Regions from separate parts of the Homo sapiens genome. Here region 2 is linked to region 1. Evidence: chromatin loops called from intact Hi-C (ENCODE). Cell type or tissue: endothelial cell of umbilical vein. All regions are shown on one strand. Each heading gives the region's core, and the rest is flanking DNA. Links, peaks and the distances in the headings are about the cores only.

Region 1 (7,589 bases), core at 1,338-5,337:
AACAGTGGCTCACACCTGTAATCCCAGCACTTTGGGAGGCCAAGGAAGGCAGATCACTTGAGGCCAGAAGTTCAAGACCAGCCTGGCCAACATGGAGATTCCCTGCCTCTGGTAAAAACACACACAAAAAGTTAGCTGGGGGTGGTGGTGGCTGGGCGCCTGTAATCCCAGTTACTCAGGAGGCTGGTTCAAGAATTCAAGAATCACTTGAACCCAGGAGGCAGAGGCTACAGTGAGACGAGACAGCGCCACGGTACTCTAGCCTGGATGAAAGAGTGAGACTCTGACTCAAAAAAAAAAAAAAAAAAAAAGTTTTTTGTTGTCTTTTTTGAGACAGGGTCTCACTGTATTGCCCAGGCTGGAGTGCGGTGGTGCAATCACAGCTCACTGCAACCTCCGCCTCCCAGGCTCAAGCTATCCTCCTGTCTCAGTCTCCTGAGTAGCTAGGACTATAGGCATATGCCACCACACCTGGCTAATTTTTGTATTTTTTTGTAGAGACAGGGTTTTGCCATGTTGCCCAGGCCGGTCTCGAACTGCTGGGTTTTTGTACTTTTTGTAGAGATGGGGTTTTGCCATGTTGTCCAGGCTGGTCTCAAATTCCTGGGCTCAACATTCCACCTGCCTCAGCCTCCCAAAGTGCCAGGATTACAGATGTGAGCTACCATGCCTGGCCTAAAATTAGTTTTAATTTAGAAAAGTATTATACTAAATTTTTTCAGACTACTTAAAGCTATAGTTTTGGGGAGAAAGAAAAATGTTTTTCAATTAAAGACTTAAATATTACACTTTTAAAACTTTTTATTATGGAAATCTAAAAAAAATTCACCAAATGAGAGAGAACATTACAATGAACCACCACATACCCATCACCCATTTTCAACAATTATCAACACATGGCCTATCTTGTTTCCTCCATACCTTCAGACACCCTCCGTCCACAAACTGGGTTATTCTGAAGCAAGCCTCAGACATTTCATTCATTATTATTGTAGTATATATCTCTGAAAACAAGGACTTAAATTTTTTTTTTTACACCTCAGAAAATGACTATAATTCCTTAATATCAAATTATTTAGTCAATGTCCCAAATTTACAGGGAAAAACCACTTTTTTTAAACAGTTGGTTTGTTCAAATCAATAGACCCACATATACTGCATTTGGCTAACACATGTCTTGAAGTATCTTTTAATCTATGGGTTTCTCTCACTTTTTCTTCCAATTTACTTAGAGAAAAAACTAGTAAACTGTATTGTAGTTACACACATTCTGTATTTTGCTAATCGTATGGTCCTCTGTCCCTTGCATTTCCTGAAAATTAGAATCGAAATCTAGAGGCTTGCTCAGATTCAGATTTTATTTTAGCAAGAAAACTTCATAGGCTTATGGTATACTTCCTACCACACCACATCAGAACACACAAAACATCTATGATCTCTTTTTTGAGATGCTAAGATATATCAGTGGGATAGATGTGGTCTATCTGATCCACTTATTATAAAGTTTCCCATCAGCATTTCAATCTAATTGTTTTAGCAGCCACCGATGATCACTATCTCCATCATTTTATTTAGGGGCTGGAAAGTGCTGATAGTCTATCGTTCCTTTTTCATTTATAAGCCAGAGTCCTTCTAAAAATAGATGCTTTCCACTATCTATTTGGTTACCCGAGGTACAATTCATATTAAAAAAGCAGGATAAGGCTGCATGCGGTGGCTCACGCCTGTAATCCCAGCAGGCCAAGGCAGGTGGACCACCTGAGGTCAGGAGTTTGAGACCAGCCTGGCCAACATGGTGAAACCTCATCTCTACTAAAACTACAAAAATTAGCCAGGTGTGGGGGCGCATGCCTGTAATCCCAGCTACTCCGAAGGCTGAGGCAGGAGGCAGGAGAATCACTTGAACCTGGGAGGCGAAAGTTGCAATGAGCCAACATTGTGCCACTGCACTCCAGCCTGGGCAACAAGAGCAAAACTCCTTCTCCAAAAAAAAAAAAAAAGAAAGAAAGAAAAGGGCAGGATAAGTAACTTATTTTTGTATTTACTGTTTTCAGAATAATTAGCTGGTTTTCTGGCATGCTCCAAAGGTGATTTGATTTCTGTTTCAAATACCACTATTAATATGAGTATCATTTTATAAAGCAGCATTATGGATTTAAATATACTTTTGTGCTTTAATTACTGTATTTCCTCACTTGTGAATTGGCTATTCATTGGCTATTGTCCACTTATATACCATTTGTGAGAGCTCTCTAATTTACATTAAATATATTGAAACATTTACTGTCACATTTACTACAAACCCTTTCTTCCAGTTTATTCTTCATCTTTTTATCACTATTGATTTTCCATTAAAGTTTTTATTAATTTTATGTATTGTAACTGACTGGTCTTTTCTATTTCTTTAAGCATGTTTACACTTAAATGTAGCTTCCCTCCCTTTGATAGCTTAATACTTTTTCTGTATTCGTTTACATTTAACTCTTATAATTCACATAAGAAAAAGTGCATGGGCCGGGCTCAGTCATGACCAGCCTGGCCAACATGACCAAACCCTGGTTCTACTAAAGATACAAAAATTAGCTGGGTATGGTGGCACACGCCTGTTATCCCAGCTACTCGGGAGGCTGAGGCACGAGAACCGCTTGAGCCTGGGAGGTGGGGGTTGCCATGAGCCGAGATCGTGCCACTGGACTCCAGCCTCGGTGACACAATGAGACTCTGCCTCCCCCACCAAAAAAAGAAAGAAAATGTGCATGGATAGAAATGAGAAGAATGTGCAGACACACTAGGAAAAAACCAAGAGGGAGAGAATGAGGGAAAAAAACCCTTTCTTGGCCACATATATTACTGAGCAAACATGCTGTATGAACCATTACATTATCTTCCACAAGCGGAAATGACTACAGTAGTTTTGCAAAACTGTTAGCTTACGTTAACCACAGGAGGGCAGTGTTTATCAAACAAACCTCATTCCACTGAACTGCTCATGGAAACTTTAAAGTACAATTTTTAGAAACTACTTTATGACAATATGAATAACCACTCAGAATAACTAAAATCAACACTACATAGATTTAAAGCTAGATTTTTAAAGGGTGCTTAATATATTTACTTCTTAGCTTGTAGATTCCCAATTCAGTTAATAAAAAGGATTTAAAAATTATATTTTCTAACACTCGAGAATAACTGAGTTGCCTCTAAGATTCAAGTTTGATTCTAGCCTAAATAACGGGAATATTTCAATTACTATTACATTATGAGTTCATTCCAGATATACAGATGTGCAGAGTCTGAATTTTGTATAATCTATATGACTGCTACATTTTAAATGTCCAAATAAGTAACACAGTGATCTATATATAAAGTTCTATCAGTGTTAAAAGGCTCATTTACTGCCCAAAAGCTTTAATTAGGGTAACTTGTGCCATACCAGTAAATCAGATCAGCCAATATAGAGTGAGAAGAGATGAGGGCTTCTGCTATAGAACAATATATCAACGTTTAAGAGCCAGAGAAGAAAAACTAGGAAATAAACTAAATGACCAGAGAGATGAGAAGAAAACCAGAAAACACTGCTGTTTCAGAAAAGACAAAAGTATTCTAAGGTTTAGGTGGTCAACAATGTCAAATGCTGCCTAGAAGCTGAGATAACAACAGAAATGTATCCCCTGTATTTGTCAACAAAGGGATGTTTAATTAGCTTTGTAAATTCGGATTCCACTTAATGCGGAGGGAAGAAATCAGATGTGAGGGGATTTAGCACTGACTGGGAGTCTAAAGGTAGTAATAGGGGATTAAAACAACTCTTTCTAGGACAATAAAGGAAACAGAACATGTGGAATTGAGGAATAATTGTTTTGTCAAATGAAGTTGCACTGAACCAGCATAAGGGAGACCCAAATATCCCTGCATATCCCATCTTCCCCCTTTCCACCATGAGTGGCAAGTAATTTCACATACGGTTTTTGACAAATCCCTCATTATCTGAGCTTGAGGTACTAGTTCCGATTTGATACTCAAGAACAAAATGAATTCAGAGGATGCGGTTTCCCTCAGCTACCAAACTCACTATACACTCACTCACCTGAGTTCAGGAGCTCAACACATGAGAGTAACAAGGAACACATGGTATTTAGACAGAAATGTGATCTAACAGAGCCTTTGGAGGAAAGAGGGAAAAAGTCCTTACCTGGCTGTTTAGCAGTTATCTACTGATCACTACCTGTGTCCTGAGATGCACTTTTCTGTTCAGCTTCTGTCACACTAGACTCTTGTGGTTCACTCTACTCTACCTCTCTACTAGCAACTTCCTCATTCTCCACAGTCTTTTAATGTTGGTCTTCTTCAGGGTTCTTTTCTCCTCAGTGTCTACTCTCCTTGGACATTTTCATCCTCCCATGGCTTCAAAAATAGCCATGCTCCTATAGCAGCACCGTATACATCCCCAGTACTGCTTATCACAGTGCACCGTTTTTTTGTTTTTGAGACAGGGACTCACTCTGTCGCCCAAGGTGGCATGCAGTTTTATAGCTGGAGTACATGATCATAGCTCACTGCAGCCTCGAACTCCTGGGCTCAAGCAATCCTCCTGCCTCAGCCTCCCAAGTAGCTAGGACTACAAGTGTGAACCACCATGCCCAGCCTTATTCATCTAGTATTACTAGTGCCTATTATATGACAGATCTAAAACACTTAATGGTTGGCTGATGGAATTAGGAACATATGTGGCAAGATTAGCTTCAGACACTAGTAAAAATGCCTCTTTTTAAAAAAGGATAAAAGGTGAGGGAAAATGCAAATAAATTTACAGATTTGGGCGCAGAAACTTGAGTGTAAAAGTAGCTGAGAATACTTAAATACGAAACCTATACAGAGAGGCACCTACAGATATACAGAGAAGATTACAGAAGCTGACATTGTAAGCTCATGGGCATAGTTTACCTAGGGGTCCCTCAATTCTGAACAGCTCTATCAAGTCACTTGGGTTTAGTCTTTCCTAGCTTGGATTCTTTTAATTATCCAAAAAGTCTGGAGGTTATACACACTCCCTAGTTCAAGAAAAAAAGCTCTCAACCAAACTCTCTTCAAACTCTTTAGAGTTAATAACACTAACAGTTAATACTTATCTAGCATTTAACTGCCAAGCACTATTCTAAGTGATTTAGATATATTAGCTTATTTAACCTTTACAATAAACCTATGAGGTAGATACTATCAGCCCATTTTTTTTCAGATGTGAAAACTGAAGTGCAGAGAAATTAAATAACTTGCCTAAGGTTTTGTCAGCTAATTAATGAAAAGAGCCACTGCTGCTGCTGAGTTGTCCAACTTGTCATCAGCAGAATCCAACTCTCAGAACCCTGTTATAATTCCTCAAAAAGAAGAGCCAACCACTTCGGTGGCTCTGAAGGTGACAGCAATTTGTAGCTTAACCTAGTAGGTGCTCCTCAGTGCTTCCACATCTAATGATAAAAGGCAAGTACAGCATATGGCAAAGGCATGATATGGAAAAGAGAAATAGGGGCTTAGACTCCTCAGGAATGATGGCTTCAGGCAAGCAACCTTGATCAGCTGCAGTCTGGCCATGAGTGACGGAAATCTAGACTAGGCAGTGGCAGAAGGAGATGATGAATATTAATACGGCCTTGGAACCAGCTACTGCAGCAGAGACTATGACCTATTCCACTCATCCTCTATAGTAAGCCATTTTAAGAGACTGCTGCCAGTGTCTGTCTTGAGGAGCTGATGTCAAGAACAGGCTTACTGTAGAGCACAAGCCATTAAGAAACACATCCAAATAGAAACTTTCAGTGTCCTGCAACACACATATCCCTCAAGAACCTCCTCAGCTCTGGCAGACAGTGCCGCTCACACACTGCCAGCATGCCACCTTCGCTCATGCTGCTCTGTATATGACATACCTTCCCTACTCCTTTTGACAGATACCTCAAAGTTTATCTATCACTCAACAAAATAGCAAAGATTTTTAAACTGGTAATATTAAATTCTTCAAGAGTTGAATCAGACAGGCACATACACACTAAACAGTGGAGAGGGTAAAATGATACACCTTTATAGATAGTAACTTGGTAACAGGCCAGGCGCAGTGGCTCACATCTGTAATCCCAGCACTTCTTGGGAGGCCGAGGTGGGTGGATTGCTTTGAGCCCAGGAGTTAGAGACCAGCCTGGGAAACATGGTGAAACTCTATCCCTACTAAAAATATAAAAATTAAGCTCATGCCTGTAATCTCAGCACTTTGGAAGGCCAAGGCGGGCAGATTCCCTGAGGTCAGGAGTTTGAGACTAGCCTGGCCAACATGCCAAAACCCCGTCTCTGCTAAAAACACAAAAATGAGCTGGGTGTGGTGGTGCATGCCTGTAATCTCAACTTGGGAAGCTGAGGCAGGAGAATCACTTGAACCCAGGAGGTGGAGGTTGCAGTGAGCTGAGATCATGCCACTGCACTCCAGGCTGGGCGACAGAGTGAGACTCTTGTCTCAAATAAATAAATAAAAATATAAAAATTAGCCGAGCATGCTGGCACACACCTGTGGTCCCAGCTACTCAAGAGGCTGAGTGGACTGCTTGATCCCGGGAGGCAGAGGTTGCAGTGAGCCGAGATCGTGCCACTGCACTCCAGCCTGGGCGACAGAGCGAGACTCCGTCTCAAAAAAAAAAAAAAGAGAGAGAGACAGAAACACAATCTTGATAATGCATTTATTTATTTATTTATTTATTTATTTAGAGACAGAGTCTCGCTCTGTCGGCCAGGCTGCAGTGCAGTGGCGTGATCTCAGCTCACCACAGCCTCCGTCTCCCGGGTTCAAGCAATTCTCTGACCTCAGCCTCCCGAGTAGCTGGGATTACAGGCATGCACCACCATACCTAATTTTTGTTTTTTGTTTTTTGAGACGGAGTCTCACTTTGTCGCCAGGCTGGAGTGCAGCAGTGCAATCTCGGGTCACTGCAACCTCCGCCTCCTGGGTTCAAGCAATTCTCCTGCCTCAGCCTCCCAAGTAGCTGGGACTACAGGCCTGTACCACCATGCCCAGCTAATTTTTGTATTTTTATTAGAGATGGGGTTTCACCATGTCGGCCAGGCTGGTCTCAAACTCCTAACCTCAGGTGATCCGCCCACCTCAGCCTCCCAAAGTGCTGGGATTACAGGCATGAGCCACTGCTCACCTGGCCTATACTTTTTTTTTTTTTTTTTTTTTGACACCAGTGTTTATTTCAGGAAGCAGGTCTGGAAGACCTGGGTCTGTCCAGTGGAGTCCTGGAGTCTCCAGCTTCTCACTTGGCCTTCGGGTTACGGAACTTGTATCCAGCAAAGACAGCCTTGTCCCCAAGAGCCTCCTCAATCCTCAAATGAGTTGGTTGTATTTCGCCAGACGCTCCAAGGGGTAGGGGGCGCCAGTCTTGATCTGTCCTGTGCAGAGCCCCACCACAAGGTCAGCAATGAAAATGTCCTCAGTCTCCCCAGAGTGGTGGCTCACCATCAACCCTCAGCCGTTAGAGTGAGCCAGTTTGCATACCTGGATCGATTCAGTCACCGAGCCGATCTGGTTGACCTTCAGCAGCAGA
Region 2 (7,589 bases), core at 2,334-6,333, 140 kb after region 1:
ACCCTGTCTCTAAAATAAATAAATAAATAAGTGTAAAAATCAGCCGGGCGCTATGGTTCATGCCTGTAATCCCAGCACTTTGGGAGGCCAAGGCAGGTGGATCACCTGAGGTCAGGAGTTCAAGACCAGCATGGCCAACATGGTGAAACCCCATCTCTACTAAAAATACAAAAAAATCAGCCAGGTGTGGTGGCACAGGCCTGTGATCCCAGCTACTTGGGAGGCTGAGGCAGGAGAATTGCTTGAACCTGGGAGGCAGAGGTTGCAGTGAGCCAAGATCACACCACTTGCACTCTAGCCTGGGAGACAAAGTGAAACGCTGTCTCAAAAAAAAAGTAAAAGTAAAAACACCTATCTGATCATGTCACCCCATGCTTAAAAAGCTTCCAGGCCGGGTGCAGTGGCTCATGCCTATAATCCCAGCACTTTGGGAGGCAGAGGCTGGCGGATCACGAGGTCAGGAGATCGAGATCATCCTGGCCAACATGGTGAAACCCCGTCTCTGCTAAAAACACAAAAATGAGCCAGGTGTGGTGGCGCGCGCCTGTAGTCTCAGCTACTCGGGAGGCTGAGGCAGGAGAATCACTTGAACCCGGGAGGCAGAGGCTGTAGTGGGCCAAGATCGCGCCACTGCACTCCAGCCTGGGTGACAGAACAAGACTCTGTCAAAAAAAAGAAAAAAAAAAGCTTCCAGTGCTTCTCATTGAATTTTTTTTTTTTTTGAGATGGAGTCCCTGTCTGTCGCCAGGCTGGAGTACAGTGGCACGATCTTGGCTCCATGTAACCTCTGCCTCCCGGGTTCAAGTGATTCTCGCTGTCTCAGCCTCCTGAGTAGCCAGGACTACAGGTGCGCGCCACCAAGCTCAGCTAATTTTTGCATTTTTAGTAGAGACGAGGTTTCATCATGTTGGTCAAGATGGCCTTGATCTCCTGACCTGGTGATCCAGCCACCCTGGCCTCCCAAAGTGCTGGGATTACAGGCGTAAGCCACCATGCCCGGCCAGTTCTTACTGGTCTTAATGTAAACTCCACATCATTAACACAGTCAGCAACGCCCTGCACAACATGGCACCTGTGCACATGTCTGTCACATCACATGCCACTCTCCATCTTGCCCCTCGTGCTCTAGTTACAATGACCTTCTTCAGCTCCCTTCCAGCTTCCTGTCACAGGGCCTTTACACATTGTGTCTCTGCTTCTAGAATATTTATCCTCACCATCTTTGCCTAGATACCTTCTCTTCATCCTTTGGATTTCAGCTTGAATGTCCCTCCCTAAGGATATTTTTCTTGATTTACCAACCTAGGTATGTCCCTCTGTAATAGGTTCTCATCCTTCCCTGTACTTTCCTTCATAGAAATTAGTACAAGTATAATTAAATCATAATTTGTCCACCTCCTCTGGTCTGTGAGGTCATAACATGTCTGCTTTATTCATTTTTGTGATCACAAAGACTAGTGCAGCTTCCAGTACATAGTTTGTGCTCAATAAATATTTTTTCAAATAAATAAAGTCCCATATGAGCATCACCTCTTCTGGGAAGACTTATTTGACTCCCCTGACTCTACCAGAATTATTTTTCCTTTTGGCCAGGTGCGATGGCTCATGCCTGTAATCCCAGCACTTTGGGAGGTTGAGGCCAGTGGATCACTTAAGCGCTGAAGTTCAAGACCAGCCTGGGCAACATACTGAAACCCCCATCTTTTAAAAAAATTAATTAATTTGTAAAAAAGAAAAAAAATTTCCTCTCTTCATGTTGCTATAGCTCTCTGTTTAGCTAGACCCCTAGTACTCATCACAGTTTGACTTGTACTGTGGCTAACTGAGTCTGTCTCTCTCACCATAAAGTGTTGAAGACAAGGGCCATGTTTTTTGTCTTTGTGTCTCCTTTTCCCATACCCAACACAGTTCTGGCTGCAATTAAGGTAGTTAGTATTTGCCCGAGGGCGGTGGCTCATGCCTGTAACCTCAGCACTTTGGGAGGCCAGGCCAGTGGATTGCTTGAGCTCGGGAGTTCGAGACCAGCCTGGCCAACATGCCAAAACCTCACCTCAACAAAAAACACAAAAATTAGTCAGGTGTGGTGGCATGTGGCTGTAGTCCTAGCTACTCAGGAAGCTGAGGTGGGAGGATGGCTTGAGCCCAGGAGGCAGAGGTTGCAGTGAGCCAAGATTGCATCACTGCACTCCAGCCTGGGCAACAGAGAGAGACCCTATTTAAAAAAAAAAAAAAATATATATATATATATAGTTAATATATTTATTATATAATATTGTTATATAGTTAATATAGTTAATATTGGCCATTAAGCAAATGAATTAATTTTTTTTTTTTTGAGACAGAGTTTTGCTCTTGTTGCCCAGGCTGGAGTGCAATGGTGCGATCTCGGCTCACCACAACCTCTGCCTCCCAGGTTCAAGTGATTCTCCTGCCTCAGCCTCCCAAGTAGCTGGGATTACAGGGATGCGCCACCACATCCAGCTAATTTTTTGTGTATATTTTTAGTAGAGACAGGGTTTCTCCATGTTGGTCAGGCTGGTCTCGAACTCCCGACCTTAGGTGATCCACCTGCCTCGGCCTCCCAAAGTGCTGGGATTACAGGCATCAGCCACCGCACCTGGCCATGAATGAATGTTTAAAGACCTTCAAGGCAAGAATAAATAAATAAATAAATAAATAAATAAATAAATAAATAAATATGTATTAAAAAGGCCGAGCGTGGTGGCTCACGCCTGTAATCCCAACACTTTGGGAGACTGAGGTGGGCGGATAACAAAGTCAGGAGTTCAAGACCAGCCTGGCCAACATGGAGAAACTCTGTCTCTACTAAAAAATACAAAAATTAGCCGGGCGCCTGCAATACCAGCTATTCGGGAGGCTGAGGCAGGAGAATCGCTTCAACTCAGGAGGTGGATGTTGCAGTGAGCCGAGATCGTGCCATTGCACTCCAGCCTGGGCAGTAAGAGCGAAACTCTGTCTCAAAGAAAAGAAAAAAAAACCTTCAAGGCAAGAGAATGGAAAGGTGAGACAAAGAAATCACAGTAATAAACCCTTAGATTTGTAGTGTGATTAACAGTTAATAAAGTATTATCACATTTGTTACTCACTTGATCTTCACATAAATCCCAGGAAAGGAGAAACTATTAATATCCTCACATTATAAGGAGGACCCTAAGCTTCAGACTGATTAAGTGACTAAGAAAGGAAACGCAGCCAAGTGGCACAGTCTACAGACTCCAAACCTGCAGCCCTCCTAGTGTTTCCCCTGTGCTACGGGGTGAGCTTCCTATGATGGTAAGGTACAGATCAGTTGCTTCCCAGTCCTGGTTTGAATGACAACTTCATTGAATACAGACCCGTCACTGGCTTGGTGGGAGGAAGAAGCTCCTTTGCTGCATTTCCTTTGATAATGAAAGTTCTTGGCAGGGCGCAGTGTCTCACGCCTGTATTTCCCTGCATTTTGGGAGGCCAAGGCAGGCAGATTGCTTGAGGTCAGGAGTTCAAGACCAGCCTGGCCAACATGGAGAAACCCTGCCTCTACCAAAAATACCTTAATTAGCCAGGTGTGGTGGTAGGTGCCTGTAGTCCCAGCTACTGAGGAGGCTGAGGCAGGAGAATCGCTTGAACCTGGGAGGCAGAGGTTGCAGTGAGCTGAGATTGCGCCCCTGCACTCCAGCCTAGGTGATGGAGCGAGACTCTGTCTCAACAACAACAACAACAACAAAAGTCATTTTTCCACAGGGGATTCCCGTTCCACCACCTTCTTCCAGTGTGGTCCCAATGACAGCCACAGTAAGATTCTACAAAGAAGACAGAGTTCACTCTTTGGTAATCCTGGGGTCTACAAATGTTCAAATACAAGTAATTCAGGTTTGGATTTACCCTACAAAAACCAAGTTCTGGCTGGGTGTAATGACTCACACCTGTTATCCTAGTACTTCGGGAGGCTGAGGCAAAAGGATCCCTTGAGCCTGGGAGTTTGAGACCAGCCTGGGCAACAGAGGGAGACCCTGTCTCTAAAAAAACAAAACAAAAAACAGGCCAGGTGCGGTGGCTCACGCCTGTAATCCCACCACTTAGGGAGGCTGAGGTGGGTGGTAAATCACCTGAGGTCAGGAGTTCAAGACCACCCCGGCCAACATGGCGAAACCCCGTCTCTACTAAAAATACAAAAATTAGCCAGGCCTAGTGGCACGAGCCTGTAATCCCAGCTACTCAGGAGGCTGAGGCAGGAGAATCACTTGAACCTGGGAGGTGGAGGTTGCAGTGAGCCGAGATCGTACCACTGCACTCCAGCCTGGGCGACATCTCAAAACCAAAACCAAAAACAAACAAACCAAGTTTTGCCAGCAGAGGGAGACATGACTATGTGACAGAATTACTGGATGAGCTCCAATTTCTGGGCTATCAATCGTTATGCAATTACCTAACTGTATGAGTTATTACCTAACTATAGGAGTCTACCAAATGTGTCCAAGCTTGATTTCTCATTGTGCCTCTTTCCTCTGCAGCTTCCTGTCTACAATCTCTGCTGTAATTTCTGGTGAACAGGATTTGTCAACCTAAATAAAAAAATCATAGAAAAATCTGAAAATTAAGACTCTGGATATTATAAAAAGAACAGTTCATAGTTGTTCCCCTTTACTGAGAACCTAATGGGTGGGTCACAGATGTTTTATCTAATCTTCACATTCACTTACCTGGTAAGTGGCTGCACTGGAACTTGAGCCTAATTCCTCCCACTCGAAAGACAGTGTTTTTCCTACCACCCTGTCCTAAGCCCTGAGGCTCAGCCCTCAATCCACCTCTATCTGGTCTAACTCTACCTTCCTCTTTCAACACTACCTGCCTCCTCCAGACCTAGGGGCCTCTTCCTTTCCTTACCTTCTGGGGCAATTTGTACGATGTGCAATTACCATCTGCTTTTTTAAATGGTGCTATCCATCCATCTATGAATATATTGTGTCTCCCCAACTCGAGTTCTTCTAATTTGCTATAAGTAAGTGTCTTGTTCCAAAAGTAATTTAAGAACATTTTTAAAAGAGTTTTGACCAAACTCTATATAGAATTGTCTCAATTTTGTTTTAAAGCATCGTACATGTTGACTCCTCTTCCTCTTACCCTAAATACAATTCATCAACAAATGCTATCCCGGTTCTACTTAGAAAATCTGTTGATCCTGATTCCAAAACTCTCCATGCTACCACCACTACCCTCTTAGTCCATGCCCCCTACATCTCTCACCTGCACGCTGCAGTAGTATTTTAACAGGAACCCCTGGTTCCACCCTTATCCTCCTACTCTTCCTCTGCGACAGAACAGCTAGAGTCTTCCTTCAGAACTACATATCAAATCATCCTACCTCCTCCTCTCCATCCTCCAATGACGTCTCATCCCTCTCAGAACGAAATCCAGGCTGGGCGCACTGGCTTACGCCTGTTATCCCAGTACTTTGGGAGGCTGAGGTGGGCGAATCACCTGAGGTCAGGAGTTCAAGACCAGCTTGGCCAACATGGCAAAACCCTGTCTCTATTACAAATACAAAAAATTAGCCGGGCATGGTAGTGCATGCCTGTAATCCCAGCTACTTGGGAGGCTGAGGCAGGAGAATCACTTGAACCCGGAAGACGGAGGTTACAGTGAGCCGAGATCATGCCACTGCACTCCAGCCTGGGTGACAGAGAGAGACTCTGCCTCAAAAAAAAAAAAAAAAAAAAAGAAAGAAAGAAAAGAATGAAATCCAAAGTCCTTGTTGGGGCACGTACACTGTACTCTATCAAGCTCCTGGTCCCTTCTCCTGTATCATGTGTTCCTATTCCCCCCTTCCCTACTCTCATCCAACAACACTGGCCTCCTTGTTCCTCAGTCCTGCCAAGCACCTTCCAGCTTGAGGGCCTGCGCACTTGCTCTTTCCTCTGCCTGCAAGCTCTCTCTCCCAGCGTCTCACTCGGCTTCCCTCCTTCCTGTCATTCACTTGTATTTGCAAATGTCATCTCCTCAGAGAAGCTTTTTTGTCCGTGCTTCCTAAAATACTTCTTTGTCATTCCCTATATCCTTACTCCATTTTGTTTTTCTTCACAGCACTTACCACAATATGACATTCTAGATATTTCTTTATCTGTTTATGTTTTCTTCTTCCCATTAATGTGCAATGAGATAATTTCTCCCAGTGCCTAGAAATATGCCTGGTTCAGGCCCGGCACAGTGGCTCATGCCTGTAATCCCAGCACTTTCGAAGGCTGAGGCAGGCAGATCATGAGGACAAGAGATCGAGACCATCCTGGCCAACATGGTGAAACCCCGTCTCTACTAAAAATACAAAAATTAGCCGGGTGTGGTGGCGGGCACCTGTAGTACCAGCTACTTGGGAGGCTGAGGCAGGAGAATCACTTGAACCCGGGAAGCGGAGGTTGCCATGAGTCGAGATGGCTCCTTTGCATTCCAGCCTGGGCGACAGAGTGAAACTCCGTCTCGGGAAAAAAAAAAAAAAGAAATATGCCTGGTTCATGATAAGACCCCAGGAGATATTTGCTTAATGAATAAATGGTGAATTAAGCTATTAATAGTTTTCACAACTATCTTTTTTTCTTTTCCTTTTTTTTTTTTTGAGACAGGGTCACACTCTGTCACCCAGACTAGAGTGCAGTGGTGCAACCACGTTTCACTGCAGCCTTGACCTCCTGTGCTCAGGTGATCCTCCCACCTCAGCCTCCCAAGTAGCTGGGACTACAGCACCACGGCACTCCGCTAATTTTTTTGTTTTTTATTTTTTGTAGAGATGGGGTTTCACTATGTTGCTCAGGCTGGTCTCAAACTCTTGGACTCAAGCAATTCGCCATCTTTGGCCTCTGAAAGTGTTGGGATTACAGGTGTGAACCACCGTGCCCAGCCACAACCATCATTTTGAATGGCTGCTTAACTTAATGTAATTTTTTTTTTTTTTTTGAGACAGATTTTCGCTGTTGTTGTCCAGGCTGGAGTGCAATGGTGCGATCTCGGCTCACCACAACCTCTGCCTTCCGGGTTCAAGAGATTCTCCTGCCTCAGCCTCCCTATTAGCTGGGATTACAGGCATGTGCCACCACGCCTGGCTAATTTTGTATTTTTAGTAGAGATGGGCTTTCTCCATGTTGGTCAGGCTGGTCTCGAACTCCCGACCTCAGGTTATCCACCCGCCTTGGCCTTCCTAAGTGCTGAGATTACAGGCGTGAGCCACCGCGCCCAGCCTTGGTAAATTATTTTGTGTGTGTGTGAAATACTGGGTTGAATCACATGAATTCTCATTTTGTAGGTTAATAATGACGGCATATTGACTTCAGGCCAGATCGCCGGATATCAGCTGAGTGACTCTTACAAGTCCTTCTAGATCCTGAAGTGGATTAGGTGCCGCAGTTGCTGCTCGTGTTGAATCCAGAACCGTAGCCAGACATAGGACTGGAGGACGAGCGAAAGATGCTGACCGAGTCTGGAGATCCTAAGGAGGAGGAAGAAGAAGAGGGGGAATTAGTGTTTCTACATCAGGATCCCCTAACAACAGTGAGAGAGCAATGCCAGCAGTTGGAGAAATGTGTAAAGGCCCAGGAGTGGCT

What was found. Hi-C counts contacts between places; a loop is a spot of excess contacts. Peaks named below come from ENCODE experiments on the same cell type or tissue, not always from the same donor. Only the 100,000 strongest peaks of a DNase experiment are listed, where the experiment ranks them.
Region 2: a loop joins it to region 1, with 9 times the contacts of the local background. A loop is called at or near these places in 8 of 110 quality-filtered maps.

The regions. Positions count from the first base shown.
Region 1 is chr2:25,849,163-25,856,751 of GRCh38, forward strand. The region is part of intron 1 of ASXL2 (ASXL transcriptional regulator 2); the gene reads right to left. Among named protein-coding and RNA genes, the nearest start is that of ASXL2, 26 kb to the right of the region's middle. In endothelial cell of umbilical vein, for the core only: a CTCF peak has its summit at 2,947 (motif pointing right); a DNase peak (open chromatin) is centred at 2,939; H3K27ac peaks cover 447 bases.
Region 2 is chr2:25,987,366-25,994,954 of GRCh38, forward strand. It overlaps the pseudogene UQCRHP2. Among named protein-coding and RNA genes, the nearest start is that of KIF3C, 8.7 kb to the left of the region's middle. RefSeq lists a silencer at 4,433-4,482. In endothelial cell of umbilical vein, for the core only: a CTCF peak has its summit at 4,342 (motif pointing right); a DNase peak (open chromatin) is centred at 4,386.